Regions from separate parts of the Homo sapiens genome. Here region 2 is linked to region 1. Evidence: chromatin loops called from intact Hi-C (ENCODE). Cell type or tissue: CD4-positive, alpha-beta T cell. All regions are shown on one strand.

What was found. Hi-C counts contacts between places; a loop is a spot of excess contacts. Peaks named below come from ENCODE experiments on the same cell type or tissue, not always from the same donor. Only the 100,000 strongest peaks of a DNase experiment are listed, where the experiment ranks them.
Region 2: it touches region 1 in a loop (3.0-fold over the local background); 8 of 110 quality-filtered maps call a loop at or near these places.

What each region holds. Positions count from the first base shown.
Region 1 is chr9:111,972,390-111,980,389 of GRCh38, reverse strand. No RefSeq gene overlaps it. Among named protein-coding and RNA genes, the nearest start is that of MIR4668, 44 kb to the right of the region's middle. RefSeq lists a silencer at 5,807-6,037. In CD4-positive, alpha-beta T cell, no CTCF peak of the experiment used is centred here; a DNase peak (open chromatin) is centred at 4,489.
Region 2 is chr9:111,824,603-111,832,602 of GRCh38, reverse strand. No RefSeq gene overlaps it. Among named protein-coding and RNA genes, the nearest start is that of SHOC1, 34 kb to the right of the region's middle. In CD4-positive, alpha-beta T cell, CTCF peaks have their summits at 3,970 and 4,197 (motif pointing left); a DNase peak (open chromatin) is centred at 4,222.

The DNA.
Region 1 (8,000 bases):
ACTCAGAAAATATTGATTGAGCATTTGTGTAGTGGCAGGACACACCAGCAAACAAAACAGATAGGATCTCTGCCCTAATGGAACTTGCATTTGAGTGGGTGGAAGACAGTCAGTAAACCAAATAGTATTAATAAGCCAAATGACAAGATATCTTAGAAGGGGATAGCTAAATGCTATATAGGAGGAAAGGCTGGTGTGATGGAGCAGTAGTACGAGGCTGGGTTCTAGTTTTTATTTTTATTTTATTTATTTATTTTTAGAGACAGGGTCTCACTGTGTCACCCAGGCTGGAGGGCAGTGGCACGATCAGGGCTCATTGCAGTCTCAAACTCCTGGGCTAAAGCCACCGCGCCCAACTATTTTTATGTATGTATGTATTTATTATTATTATCATTATTATTATTATTATTTGTAGAGACTGGGTCCAACTATGTTGCCCAGGCTGGTCTTGAATTCCTGGCCTCAAGCAATCCTCCCGCCTTGGCCTTCCAAAGTGCTGGGATTGTAGGTATGAGCCACCGTCCTTGGCTAAGTTCAAGGCAGGATTTATAGAGATGACAGCATTTCAACAAAAGCTGGAAGGTGAGCAAGTGAGCCATGTGGCTGCCTGAGGGACAGCAGTCTGAGAATGGGAGACAAGCAAGGTGGAAGTATGCCCTGTGTGTTCAAGGAATGGCAAGGAGGCCAGAGTGGCTGAGCAGAGTGAGCGAGTGACAGGTCATGGGGAATGGATCACATAGTAACCAGGAGGTTTTTCTGGCTTATGGTCTGAGAGCAAGGGACAGCACTGGAGAGATTTCTTTTTTTATTTTTTTGAGACAGAGTCTTGCTCTGTCACCCAGGCTGGAGTGCAGTGGTGCAACTTGGCTCACTGCAACCTCCACCTCCCGGGTTCAAGTGATTCTCCTGCCTCAGCCTCCTGAGTAGCTGGGATTACAGGTGCCTGCCACCATGCCTAGCTAATTTTTGTATTTTTAGTAGAGACGGAGTTTCACCATATTGGCCAGGCCGGTCTCAAACTCCTGAGCTCAAGTGATACACCCACCTCGGCCTCCCAAAGTGCTGGGATTACAGGCGTGAGCCACCACACCCAGCCAGCACTGAAGAGAGTTAAGCTGAGGGGAGAGGTGCGCTGACTTACAATTGAAAACCTTTAAACAGGCGGGGCTCAGGAGGCTGAGGAAGGACAATCGCTTGAACCCAGGAGGCGGAGGTTGCAGTGAGCCGAGATCATGCCATTACACTGCAGCCTGGACAATAAGAGTGAAACTCTGTCTAAAAATAATAAAAATAAAATAAAATAAAATAAAATAAAATAAAATAAAATAAAACATTTAAACAGTTGTTGTGTTGCAGAAGGACTGCTGGGGGCCAAGGATGCAGGCCAGGACACTGACCAGGAGGCCACTGCAGTCATTCGAGAGGGAGTTGATGAGGCTTGCACCTGCCTGGCAACAGGAGAGGTGGCGGAAAGAAACAGGATTCTGGATGAGTTTAGCCTTCCCTCGTTTACTAGCTATGTGACCTTGAAGATGTCTCTTAACCTCTCTAAACCTCAGATTACTCACTTTAAAACTGTGGTGATTGAATCTCTCTCAGGGGATTATTGAGAGGATTAAATGAGATAATACATGTAAAGCCCTGAGCACCATCTCTAATAGGTGCTTCACTCATTCCCTTCATTTGCGCAAGTAATATTTTTTGAGCACATACTATGTGTTGAACACTGGAGAGATATCAGCAGAGACATAAACAAGTAACAGAATATTATTATAGTTGTAAGTGCTCTGAAACCACAAAGCATTAGTAGAATAGGGAGGACCTGTACAGGGGTAGGGAGGGTGGGGAGTGGGGAATTTTAGATAGTGAAGTCAGATAAGAGAAGGCTTTCCTGAGAGGATAATGTTAGAACAGAAACCTAAACAATGAGGAGCCAAGTATGTAGGGAACTGAGAGGAATATTCCAGAGAGGACAGCAAGGATAAAGGCCCTAAAATGAGAATGAGTTTCGTCAGAGCTGAGATGGGACTGGCTCTCAAGGTGGAGCTGGAGCAAAGTTAGATTGTGTCTTTATTTAAAATTTTGGGCCAGGCGTGGTGGCTCACACCTGTAATCCCAACACTCGGGGAGGCTGAGGTGGTTGGATCACCTGAGGTCAGGAGTTCAAGACCAGCCTGGCCAACATGGCGAAACCCCATCTCTACTAAAAATACAAAAATTAGCTGGGCGTGGTGGTGCACACCTGTAATCCCAGCTACTTGAGAGGCTGAGGCAGGAGAATTGCTCCAACCCAGGAGGCAGAGGTTGCAGTGAGCCAAGATTGTGCCACTGCACTCCAGCCTGGGCGACAGAGTAAGACTCCGTCTCAAAAAAAAAAAAAAAAAAAGATATTTTATTCACCATGGATTTTTATTGCATTAATTTTGAATTTTAGAAATGTTCTTTATGATGATTACTGAGGTTTTTGGCACCTTTCGAATTTTGCACCCAAGGGAGGCATCACTTGCCTCCCCCTAGTCCTGGCTTTGTGGGCAGAAAGAAGCTGAATAAAATGACAGCTGCTATTGATGTTGGAGTTATAGAAAGTCAGGGGTTAGGGAGACTCTCTACAGAAGTTGAGATGGGCTGGTGGGCAAGGCCTGTGATTCCGTGATTCCATGCTTTGAGCATGAAGTCAGGGTTACCGTAAAAAATAATCTAATGAGAAATATCTATCTCTCAGTATTCAATTTTTTTTTTTTTTTAGAAAAATCAAGAGCCCAGTTTACACTCAGAGCTTTTTGTCATGACCCAGACCCCCTGAGCTTTCAAGTCCACCAGCTTTCCCTTCACCTTGTTCTCTGAGGCCACATGAGTTAAGGGCACACATTAGAGTCTCCTCCAAATTACTCCAGGTAGAGGAAGAATTCTGGGGCTATGAGGTCTATTCCTAGCCTGTGCTAATGTCACTGTTCTTCCCCAGTCCTCAGGTGATCTTTTTTTTTTTTTTTTTTGAGAGGGAGTCTCGCCATGTCACCCAGGCTGGAGTGTAGTGGCACAGTCTCAGCTCACTGCAACCTCTGCCTTCCGGGTTCAAGCAATTCTCCTGCCTCAGCCTCCCACTTAGGGGGCATTACAGGCACACACCGCCATGCCTGGCTAATTTTCTTTTTTTGGTATTTTTAGTAGAAATGGGGTCTCGCCATGTTGGCCAGGCTGGTCTCGAGCTCCTGACCTCAGCTGATCCACCTGCCTTGGCCTCCCAAACTGCTGGGATTACAGATGTGAGCCACCGTGACTGGCCCGTGACCTCTCTATTCTATGCAGTTCTTTTGACAATAAGACAATGCGTGTAAACTGCAAAGCTTTAACAAAGTTCCATTTTCCGGCTCTTGCAAAGCTTCAGACCTCTCTGATACCATTGGAAGAAAACCCTTCTACCCCCTGTTCTATTACCCACCCTCCAGGACCAGCCTGGTATGTCACAAAATTTGGGTCCCCACAAGTAGCTTTGCTTTATCAGGTGTACAGAGTCTTCTGTTAGAAATCTAGACCACATCTTGTTTCGCCATTTGCAGCTTGCCTCGTTTATTTTCTCTTCGTGGGGATGGGAGAGAAATAGCTTTCTCCCTTCCTCATTTGCAGGGAATTTCAAGGCTCCTAGCAGCTTTCTCACAAATAGGCTGTAGTGACCTGCTGGGATATCTTACCCTCCTTCTCTCCATTCCTTCCTTCCTCCCTCCCTCACTTCCTTCCTTTCTCCTTTCCTCTCTCATTCAACAGATACTTTTTTGAGTATCTGTGTACATACCATTGAGGACACAGGATGAACAAGACAGACACAACCCCTTTCATGTTGAGCTCACAATCTGGTCAGGCAGACACACGAAGCAGTCACTATATAGTTGCTATGATGGGGGAGGTAGAGGGTGCTGTAAATGTGCGTAGATGGGAGGAAAGAAAATCTAGAGCCTTCTGCTCCTTTATAAAATACAGGAATGAGGTTCAGAGAAGAAAAGAGTAGTGTCGGCCGGGCACAGTGGCTCATGCCTGTAATCCCAGCACTTTGGGAGGCCTAGGTGGGTGGAGATCACTTGAGGTCGGGAGTTCGAGACCAGCCTGGCCAACATGGTGCAACCCTGTCTCTACTCAAAATACAAAAATTAGCCAGGTGTGGTGGCGTGTGCCTGTAATCCCAGCTACTTGGGAGGCTGAGGCACAAGAATCGCTTGAACCCGAGAGATGGAGGTTGCAGTTAGCCTAGATAACGACCCCGCACTCCAGCCTGGGTGACAGAGTGAGATTCTGTCTCATTAAAAAAAAAAAAAAAAAAAAAAGAGTAGTGTCCTCAGTCACAGGCTCCAGGGCTTCTTGTTTCTATCGCTTTTGCTTCCTAATAAGGGCCTCACTTTGGGGCTCAGAAGATCTCTAACAGTGAGGGGACTCCAGGTGTGTGACATAAAAGCAGAGGGAATTGCTAACAAGTGCTCAGCAGATGGCAGTCTGACAAAGTGCACGTGGCTGACGCCAAAGGCCAGGGCAGCTTCTGCCCTTCCCACACAGCCAGCTGGGCCAGCCTGGGCTCACTCTTACCCCAGTGCCCTGGGACGTTCACTCTCTAGGAGAGAGGGTCCTCAACCTGTCCTGGACCACAGTGAGACTTCTTACTTTTTCCTTCCATGCTTCCTGCGCTAACTCTACTTTTATGTGTAATGCTTAGTCTGCATAGTGTGTGGTTTCCTAGCATTTGCTCGAATTCCACATGGAGCCCAGTGGTCTGTGATAGGCACTGTAAACAAGGATATTCTTGTCCATATTGAGCAGACAGGTTCTGCCTTTAAACTCCTTAATCAAACCACTGCATGTGCAACTTGCCCTTGTCCTTGAAGGGTAGCCTTCATACATATCTATAAAGACAAGATGTTCTGGGGATTTTCTTTGTTTTTGTTTTTTTGGTCTTATTCTGTTGCCCAGGCTGGAGTACAGTGGCTCAATCATAGCTCACTGCAGCCTTGAACTCCTGGCCACAAGCGGTCCTCCTGCCTCAGCCTCCCAAGGAGCTAGGACTACAGGTGCATGCCACCACACTGGGCTAATTTTTAAATTTTTTTTTTTTTTTTTTTTGTAGAGAGAGGGTCTCAGTATGTTGTCTAGACTGGTCTTGAGTTCTTGGGCTCAAGTGGTCCTCCTACCTCAGCCTACCAAAGTACTGGGATTACAGGCATGAGCCACCGTCCCTGGCCCCTACCTGAGATGTTCTGTATATTTCTACCTCAATAACTTATATTTCCATAGGCCCTTTACAGATTGGCACCAGGCAGGCACTATGGACACATAAATGAATGAATCTAGAAACCGATCCCCCCTCCCCGACCAGGCTAATTTTTACCGCTCTAATCTCAAACAACTCCCCTCCCCCCCAAAAAGTTGTTAATCTGGGTTTCAGCATGAGATCAGGAATTTAGGTCTAGAAGAAGGCACCAACTAGGAAAAGATGAAGGGCTGTCTTCTATGGCTCCCAGAAGATGGACATGTCTGCCAAGGTCAGAAAGAGGCCAAAAAAAAGGTACTCTCCACAGGCAAGGTTATTTAACATTTCCCAGAATCCTTCTGACCTAGAATAATCTTTTTCCTTCCTGAAATTGTTGAGTCCTAGGTGAAAGCTGAGAGCAGGTGGCTGGCTGCTTAGAAACCAAGAAGAAGATCTGGAAATATAGGCAGAACTTTTTGACCTTAGAAAGACTTTTTGTTTCCTCGTGATCTCAGGCTACATGCGGTGGCTTGGTGACTTTTTGGCACTGCTCTTAGCTGACTCAGTCTTGCATTTCTAGCAGCACACAAGTCCAGCAAGTAAGCAGGATCTCTTGCTTTGCTGGGTTTGGAGAACCTCCCAAAGAGACATACAGATCAGAGTTCAGCCACACTGTGCTCACTCTTCTCTCGCTTCCACCAGGAAAACATAAAATGTCCACTCTTTTATGACAGCTTAAGCAATTAACATTCCTTACGGAAAATCTAAATGCAAATTGCACCTGCCACCTCCGGTCCCCTAAGGGGATGAATGCGGGAATATCGAATCTCTTAACAAACAACTTGCGTGAAGAGTTTTGTTCCTAAGAAATCAACATTTAGTGTATCATTTTGGTAAAATAATAGCCCGTAAAGCAGTGGTTGTTAATGCTGACTGCACATTAGAATTATCTAGGAGGCTTTGAAAAATGCTGACATGTCAGCCCCACTCCAGAGTTTATGACTTAATTGGTCAGGGCCCCCGTCAACCCGATCCCCGGCATCAGTAGTTTCAGAGCTTCTCCAGGTGAGATTACTGTGTGGCAAGGCATATAGAATTTACTTTTGTGCCAGGCACTCCTAAAGCACTGTATACATATTAATTGTTTAATCTTCACCACAATCCTGTGAAAAAGCTATTGTGATTAAACACATTTTACAGATTACAAAAGCCTTAATCATATCTAATTTGCTTGGCTTAAAAAAGGACCATTGGAAGAACTGGCAGAGGCTTTGAAACTGAGTTTCTGTCTCTTCCCACCAGTTTCTGGAAGGTGAATTGAACAATATGGAGAGACATTTCCTCAAAGATATGAAGGAAGCCAGCTCCTTGGAAAGACAAACACAGATTTAGTGACATTTTAGATAACTGCAAGGTGTTAGCTGAGATCACCCTGCTCACTAGATTTAGTATAATTTAAAGTCCCCTTGGCCGGGCGCAGTGGCTCACGCCTGTAATCCCAACACTTTGGGAGGCCGAGGCAGGTGGTTCACTCGAGGTCAGGAGTTAGAGACCAGCCTGGCCAACATGGTGAAACCCCATCTCTACTAAAAATACAAAAGGATTAGCCAGGTGTGGTGGTGCACGCCTGTAATTCCAGCTACCCGGGAGGCTGAGGCAGGAGAATTGCTTGAACCCAGGAGGCGGAGGTTGCAGTGAGCCGAGATCATGCCGCTGCACTCCAGCCTGGGTGACAGAGTGAGACTCTGCCTCAAAAAAATAAAGAAATAAAAAATAAAGTCCCCATTCTATAACTTGCAGAAATCAATGCTCTCCAAATTTTTGCAAATGTCTGGGGGACTTAACTTCTCACAGTTGCTTCTGCTCTAAGATTGTGTTTCTGCTAGTAAGTTTAGATCATGACCCATCGCACAACAGTCCATGGACCTAGATACAGAACACAGCTACTTCCCCATTCTCCTCAACGGCCCCCACCTGCCCCAGCCAACATGGCCTTCATTTGAGGAGATGATGCTGAAAACTTGGAGAGATGAAGGAATTTACATCCATACAATACAAGCCCTAAGAATTCAGCTTAAATATTAGATTCCTTTTTTTTTTTTTTTTTTTTTTTTGAGAGGGAGTCTCACTCTGTTGCGCAGGCTGGAGTGCAGTGGCGCGATCTCGGCTCACTGCAACCTCCGCCTCCCGGGTTCAAGCGATTCTCCTGCCTCAGCCTCCTGAGTAGCTGGGATTACAGGCTCGCACCACCACACCCAGGTGATTTTTGTATTTTTAGTAGAGATGGGGTTTCACCTGTTAGCCAGGATGATCTCGATTTCCTGACCTCGTGATCTGCCCACCTCGGCCTCCCAAAGTGCTGGGATTACAGGCATGAGCCACTGTGCCCAGCCTAGATTCCTCTTAAAAGTTCTTTTAGCTGTTTCATCATTGGGAATTTTACTGTATCACTGCTCTCTACCTTTTCTCTCTTCCTGTCTCATTTCTGTTTTCTCTCTTTCTACACTTCACAACCAGGCTTTACAACTTGAGAATCAACCTTATATGTCTAGAAGAATTATGAAAGTATTTTTTGGTAGAACCAAGAATGCTCCTTCCCAAAGATAAACTTTAGGGCCACCTGTTGAGATAATATTTACATAAGACTTTCCCCCCTTTCTTACATTAAAATAAAGATTTGATAACTTCGGACAAATTTGTAACTCACCATGGGTTCCTGGGCCCTGCTAGGCAGCCTAACCTTGAAGGAAGAGAGGTAGTCTCAGTTTTC
Region 2 (8,000 bases), 150 kb after region 1:
CATTCAAGTTCTAGGTACTGGCTCCTCTCTACCGACCCTATTCTATTGTAATTAACTGCACCATTCTTGGCTTTGTTCTAAGATATGAGTACTTATCATGTGGAGAAGAGATCATCAACATTATTAATAATTATTATTTATGAGAACTTATTACGTACCAGACACTTTATATATATTGAGTCTTTTAATCTTCACAACAGATTTATCAGGTTGACCTCATTTTTTTTAGATGAGGAAACTGGAGTTAACTAGTTTACTCAAGGTCACAAAGCTAGTAAACAGCTGAGCCACTCTAAATATGGACTTAACCAATATATATTATACCCACTCTCCTGTTTTATACAGATAGAGACAGTATATGGTTGTTGCAGCTTGTACATTTCACTAAAAGAGACAGATGGGACAGCATAGTTGGGCTTCAAATCACAAATGAATGGTGGGAGAAAAATCAATTTATCAGAGAGCCTCAGGTTGAAACTTCAGGGAACTTCTCAATGCCATTTGAGCAGACCCATTGGATGCTAAGCTCTTCCAAGCACACACATAGGACAATTATATATAATGTAACTGGAGGCACCCAGCACTTCAAAGGGAAAAACATATTTTTGTCATTCTAGTAAGACCTCCCTTCAAATGAAACTCACAATGAAAAAATGTCAGGGGTGAGATTTTTCAAGCCACAAACAGCCAAGTGCATATCTATTTCATGCCTGAGCTTGTGTCATTAGCCAGTCAATCCACTCCTCTAGGGTGCAAACTTATAATAGTTTCTACTGACATGGGTGGGTGTACACTGGATGAGGGAACAACAGAGGTGGGGAGTGGAGTGGGGGAAAGGAAGTTAACGTGGATCAGCCAGGTCCTGTTTGGTGTGGATTTTATATAGAATCTAATTTCCTCCTCACAGCAACTCCATGACATAAGCATTATTATCTCTACAGATTAGGAAACTGGGAATCAGTCACCTAACTAATAAAGGGTGGAACCGGGACTTCAAAACACCTCATGTTTTACCGTAGCATCCTGCATACCCACGTAAAGGTGGGAGGCATGGCAACTTCCACATGGGCTTAAGGAACAAAAGGAGAAGCTCCAGGTGAAGTAAGAACAGTCATATTTAGTATGCCAAGGCTAATTATATCCTCGATCCTCTTGGCATGAACTGCATAGGGAAAGAGGAACAGGGCTCTTGTGCCTTGGTAGCTCAGCCATGAGCTCTCCCAACCACACTTTCCTTCTTATCCTAGATGCAGGGTCCAGGGGGCTACAAGCAGGGCTTGCTGCCAACTTGATTTTGCGCTTCCAGCCTCTGGCAGCCAAAAGATATAACCATGACTTCCCAGAACAAGAAAGTCCCAATCCTCTTAGCTTACCGATCAAGACAGTGGAGCCCAGAGAGATCTACAGACTTATTCAAGAGCAGGTACAGAGTTAGGATCACAACCACAAGTGGGACCTGGCTCTTTTTTCCAGGCAGGTTTTTTAGGAGACAATGAGGCTGGTCTTGGGAAATCAGCATTTCTATGCCTCATCTCCTAAATTCCTAGAGTTGAAGTCTAGTTGGCTCTTTCCGGGGAATGCTCTAGAAGCTTCCCATATGAAAATGTTAGGATGAAGCACACACATTGACATTTAGGAGATATGTTTATTTGGGAAATAAAAATCAATACGACTGGCCTGGTGTGGTGGCTCATGCCTGTAATCCCAGCACTTTGGGAGGCTGAGGTGGGCGGATCACCTGAGGTCAGGAGTTTGAGACTAGCCTGACCAACATGGTGAAACTCTGTCTCTACTAAAAATACAAAAAATTAGCCAGCGTGTTGGCGCGTGCCTGTAATCCCAGCTACTTGGGAGGCTGAGGCAGGAGAATCGCTTGAACCCAGGAGGTGGAGGTTGCAGTGACCAAAGGTCGCACCACTGCACTCCAGCCTGGGCAACAAAAGTGAAACTCTGTCTCAAAAATAAAAAAAAAAATCAATAAGACTAATGTAAAGAGTGATTGGGTAGAAAACAGAAGAACCATCGTGAAGTCTGGATCACAAGTTAGAAATGTGTCAGGACTTTCAAATGCATATCCAGAAAAATCCTGGCCCCAGGGTGTTTCAAAGTAGGGAACCTGATGTGGATGGTGATGTCCACTCTGTACCTTGCCCTGTAAAACTTGGGTCTCTCTGCAGTGGGTTTCCACTCTGATTTGTAAACTTCCTGACCTTCCCATCAGAGAATTACAATCAGAGAACACAGGTCTGCTTCCTAGAACAAACAGTACCTCTGTGGAAATAAGAAAAAGGTGCCCTGTGCTCTGGGTCCTTAGCCTCATAGCTCAGCGAGCAGAGCAGGTGCTAGGTTTCTGCCCTGACTTACCTTCTCCAGGCATCTCTTTGCATGGCCGAACTTGCACAACCACACGAGGCATCAACCCTTTCTATTCCTCCTTCCAAGAACTCAGAGGAAGCAGTGGAATCTTTCCATCTGTCACACTTATGATTGCCCACAGAATCCCACCAACCAAATCAGGTATGGCTACAGGAGAGGGAGTTACTCAAGCAGATGCAACTCTTATGAGAATTGCTCAGTTTTTTGTTTTTTTTTTTGAAACAGAGTCGCACTCTGTCGCCCAGGCTAGAGTGCAGTGGTGCGATCTCGGTTTACTGCAACCTCCACCTCTTGTGTTCAAGAGATTCTCCTGCTTCAGCCTCCCAAGCAGCTGGGATTACAGGCATGTGCCACCATGCCCAGCTAATTTTTTGTATTTTTAGTAGAGGTGGAGTTTCACCATGTTGGCCAGGCTGGTCTTGAACTCCTGGCCTCAAGTGATCTGCCCACCTCGGCCTCCCAAAGTGCTGGGATTGCAGGCGTGAGCCATCGCGCTTAGCCGAATTGCTCAGTTTCAAATGGAGTTTGTTCCACTTGTTTCTAGGATAGAGTCTGAAAAAACCCCACCTCATCTCCTGATGTTAGCATCTTTCAGACTTTCCTAAATTTAAAGTTGGCATAGGATTCTTGACACCTTCTTATTGGAAGAGCGTCTGGCACACATAGCTCAAAGGATGTCTGGTGAGTGAAGGGAAGATAAGGAGAAGAAGGGAGGAAGACAGGGAGGGAGGGAAGGAGGGAGGGAGCAGCAGGGATGGTGAATCCTCTGTGACAAAGATCAAGTCTATGCGATGAGGTATATGGAACTTCAGCGTCTGCCTTGGGCCAGGCAGCATTCAGACAGCTGATGTGTGATTAATTGGGCTAAGTGGTATGTCTATGTAGCAATGATTTTCATATGTCTCTCCCCACAATCCCTGTCTGCAGGTCTGCAATTGTCAGACAATGCTTTAGTGGACGTGCTTGGCACCTGAGAGATACGAACACATCATTTAATAATATGCTTTCCGTGCATGATGCTTGACTAGTGAGCATTTATAATTCACTGAAAGGTAGGTTCTTCCCAAATACATGTGTTATTCTCAACCACAGCATCCGACAATGAGTGGAGAAAATTCCTAGAGTCAGGGTTACCAAATCCGGTGATGAAGGACAGAATGATCTGCTGAGAGAGTAGAGAGAAGAAACTCTCGAGAGCAAGTGGAGCCATGTCAAGAACAGGGCCAGCCTTCAGGGAAGTTGGCAGTGGCATTACCGACATGCCATTCTGGGGCAATCAGGGTGTTCACTCTTCACAAAGCTTCAGTGCTTTGGGTTGTGGGGTGATGCAATGGGTTGCTGTTTATCATTGGCACTCTCATAATTATTATCTGCAATAACACCGCCAACGTCATTAAAAATTTGTTGGGTTTCTTCCCTGTAAAATTGTCAACAGGATCTTTGGGCTTAGGCTCCAAAAGGCTGGCTCTTCTTAAAAATCCTTGCAGAGAGAGCCTTAAAAGCTTAATAACATATCAATTCAGCATTTAAAGATTAAAGTAGGTATGTTTTAATAGACCTTTTGAATAAAAAAAATAAAATTCATGCCTCAAATTTGAAAGGTACCAAAGTGTGTACTGAGATAAGTAAGTCCTCCTTTTACCCTGTCACCTAGACTTCCAACTTCCTTCCAAAAGGTATTCACTCCTTATGGAAAATTGTATCTGAAAGGAAGAGAAGGGTTCTAGCTGAATAATCAGAACCTCAGTCAAAATCTTTGCAAGGCTACCCATCCTTTTCTGGCCAGGCTTCTTTATATTCAGGAAGAAATACTAATAATTGTTGATTGCTGCCCCCAGCAGGAAAGCAGAAATTCAGATATGCCATTCAAGGCACGAAGGACTACAATACCAATGACCTCAGTGTTAGTGGATGTGAGAATTTATGGTTGTTAATCGACAATGGTAGAACCAAAATTCCGGTGTCAAAGCTAATGCCAAGAAAAGTCACAGAAACCCCACGGAGATACAGCTCCTCTCAAGACACACACACTCAGTGGCTCTGGTTTACATCCCCAGTAATTTGTTCAGGCTGCATGGTTTTTTTGTTTTTGTTTTTGATTTTTCTTTTTAAATAAATCTTTTGACACAGGATCTGGCTCTGTCACCTAGGCTGGAGTGCAGTGGTGAGATCTTGCTCACTGTAACCTCTGCCTCCCGGGCTCAAACCATCCTCTCACCTCAGACTTCCAAGTAGCTGGAGCTACAGGCATGCAACGCCATGCCCGGCTAATTTTTTGTATTTTTAGTAGAGCCAGGGTTTTGCCATTTTGCCCAGGCTGGTCTTGAACTCTTGAAGTCAAGCAATCCTCCTGCCTCGGCCTCCCAAAGTGTTGGGATTACAGGCATGAGCCACAGTGCTCGGGCTTAAACTTCCAATTTCTCATTCCATCAACTTTTGACGGGGCCTCTTGACTCCTACTCTATATAAGAATATTAACTCTTGTACACTATATTAATTCTTGTACTTTCTTCCTCCTTCCATGTGCCATTAATCTCTAATGTCCACATACTTTTATTTTTACTTTGTCAAGTTGATAACATATTCATTCTGCCTGCCAAGACATCCTTGGTTTTTCCCTGAGATGACTCTAAAAGTTGCAAACCAAACAACATTTCCATTAGTATGACCATGTAAATATTGTCCAATGCTGGGCCAGGTAGCATATTAGGACTACATTTTCTTCTTCAATGTCATTATGCCTAGACTATATAAAAGAAATTGTTCCTAACATCAAGGTCAGATGGCATCTATTTTCTTACACTATCAGCCAATTAAAATTATGCCACATTTTAGTTTGTTTGCCTTAAATAATATTTGTCTTATATTAATATTGCTACCCCAGCTTTTGCAGGGGTAACAGTTAAAGTACCTGTCTCTTTTCATCCTTTTATTTCTAACTTTTCTCGGTGTTTTTTGTTGTTTTTTTGAGACAGAGTTTTGCTCTGTCGCCCAGGCTACAGTGCAGTAGCACGATCTCGGCTCACTGCAACCTCTGCCTCCCGGGTTCAAGCAATTCTCCTGCCTCAGCCTCCCGAGTAGTTGGGATTACAGGCGCCTGCCACCATGCCCAGATAATTTTTGTATTTTTAGTAGAGACAGGGTTTCGCCATGTCGACCAGGCTGGTCTTGAACTCCTGACCTCAGGTGATCTGCCCACCGCGGCCTCCAAAAGTGCTGGGATTACAGGCATGAACCACCACACCTGGCCTGGGTAGTTTTGTTTTAGATGTGTATCCCAGACATACAGAGCTAGAATTTTTACAAACTCAATTTGGTAATTTTGTTTTTATATAGGGGAATTTAATTCGTTTATATATTTTGTGATTGATATATTTTAACCTAATTCTACCACCTAATTTGTGTTTTCTGTTTACTATAATTTTTCTTTTCTTCTTTTTTTCCTACTTGATAAAATTTCTGGTATTTCTCTTTTTTTCCCTTAATTAAGTAATTATTGTAGTTTTTTATTTTTTTTTTTCCGAGATGTTGTCTCCCTCTGTTGCCAGGCTGGAGTGCAGTGGCACCATCTCGGCTCACTGCAACCTCCGCCTCCTGGGTTCAAGTGATCTTCCTGCCTCAGCCTTCCAAGTAGCTGGGACTACAGGTGGGTGCCACTACGCACAGCTAATTTTTTTGTGTTTTTAGTAGAGATGGGGTTTTACCATGTTGGCCAGGATGGTCTCGATCTCTCGACCTTGTGATCTGCCTGCCTTGGCCTCCCAAAGTGCTGGGATTATAGGCGTGAGCCACTGTGCCTGGCTGATATTTCTATTTTTAAATTAAACTTGTATATACATCATGAGTTATACATATTTCTTATTAGTTTATAATAATTCAGTATTTGTATTATGCTCTTAACCGAAACACAGGTCTTAGGATGCTTAACAACCCATTAAATACTAGCTCTGTCTTCTTACTGTAATTTAGAGGTATAGCTTTAATTCTATTTTTTCTTTTCTTTCTTTTCTCCCCCTAAAATTACTGGGCTTCGATCTATGTGAAAAGACACAGAAATTAGTATTTTTAAAACAGGAAATAAACTTACTGACATTTTATTTATTGTTTCTTGTATTCCATGTCTTCTTTCTGTGTTCTTTTTTTTTTCTTGCTAAAGGACATCTTTAATGGATCTTCTTTTTATTTTTTTATTTTATTTTATTTTTTTTTTTTTTTTGAGACAGGGTATTGCTTTGTTACCCAGGTTAGAGTGCAGGAGCACAATCACTGCTCATTGCAACTTCTGCCTCCCAGGCACAAGCAATCATCAGCCTCTCAAATAGCTGGGACTACAGGCCTATGCCACCACACCCAGCTAATGTTCTAATTTTTTGTTGAGATGGGGTTTTACCATGTTGCCCAAGCTGGTCTTGAACTCCTGGACTCAAGCAGTCCTCCCACCTCAGCCTCCCAAAGTGCTGTGATTACAGGCATGAGCCACCATGCCTGGCCTCTTAATGAAGCTCTATGGATGGTGAGTTCTTTTGTTTTTTTGCATATCTGGACATATTTTCCCCCCACCCCCATTAATGAATCATAGTATGTCCGGGTAAAAAAAATTCTGTGCACGTGGTTATTTCTCATCACTATCATTACTGTTTTCTGACGTCCACTATTGCTGATATTCAATTTGCTGTTGATCTGTCATTACTCTGCAGATAATCATTCATTTGTCTCTGGGAGATTTTAAGATTATGTCTTAAATCTTTAAGATTTAATCTTTAAGACAGAATCTTAAAATCTCCTTAAAGCTTTGCAGTTTTATTATTATGTAGCTTGGTATTTTTATTTATCCTGCTTGGCACTGAAAATGCACATCTAATTTGTTCACTAAGTTCAGTTCCCAGTGCCTGGCACAAAACAGACACCTGATGAATATTTCATAAATAAATTAGTGTTTCTTCCGTTTTTTAGAAATCCTTAGCAATCTCCACTTCAAATGTTGCTTCTCTAAACAACTTCCATTCTCTTTCTCTGGAACTTTTATTAGATAATTGTTGGAGCCTCAAAATCTATTCTCTGTCTTTTAATGCTCTATCATGTTTAATCTCATGATCTCTCTGCATGGCATACTGAGAGTTCCCCAGTGTTGTCTTCAATTCCTAATTTTCAACTATGTCCAGTTTAGAGTGTATCCTTAACTATAACACTTTTTTATTCCAATGATAATATAATTTTTAATAACTTCATTGAAATGTAATTTATGTTTTGTTTTTTTTTTTTTTGAGACAGAGTTTCACTCTTGTTGCCCCAGCTGGAGGGCAATGGCGTGATCTCGGCTCACCACAATCTCTGCCTCCCGGGTTCAAGCGATTCTCCTGTTTCAGCCTCCCAAGTAGCTGGGATTACAGGCGTATGCGCCACCACGCCCAGCTAATTTTGTATTTTTAGTAGAGACGGGGTTTCTCCATGTTGGTCAGGCTGGTCTCGAACTCCCGATCTCAGGTGATCCACCCACCTCGGCCTCCCAAAGTGCTGGGATTACAGGCATGAGCCACCGTGCCCGGCCAAGATTTAATTTATATGCCATAAAATTCACCCATTTAAAGTGTTTAATTTGAATATTTTTAGTAAACTTATAGAGT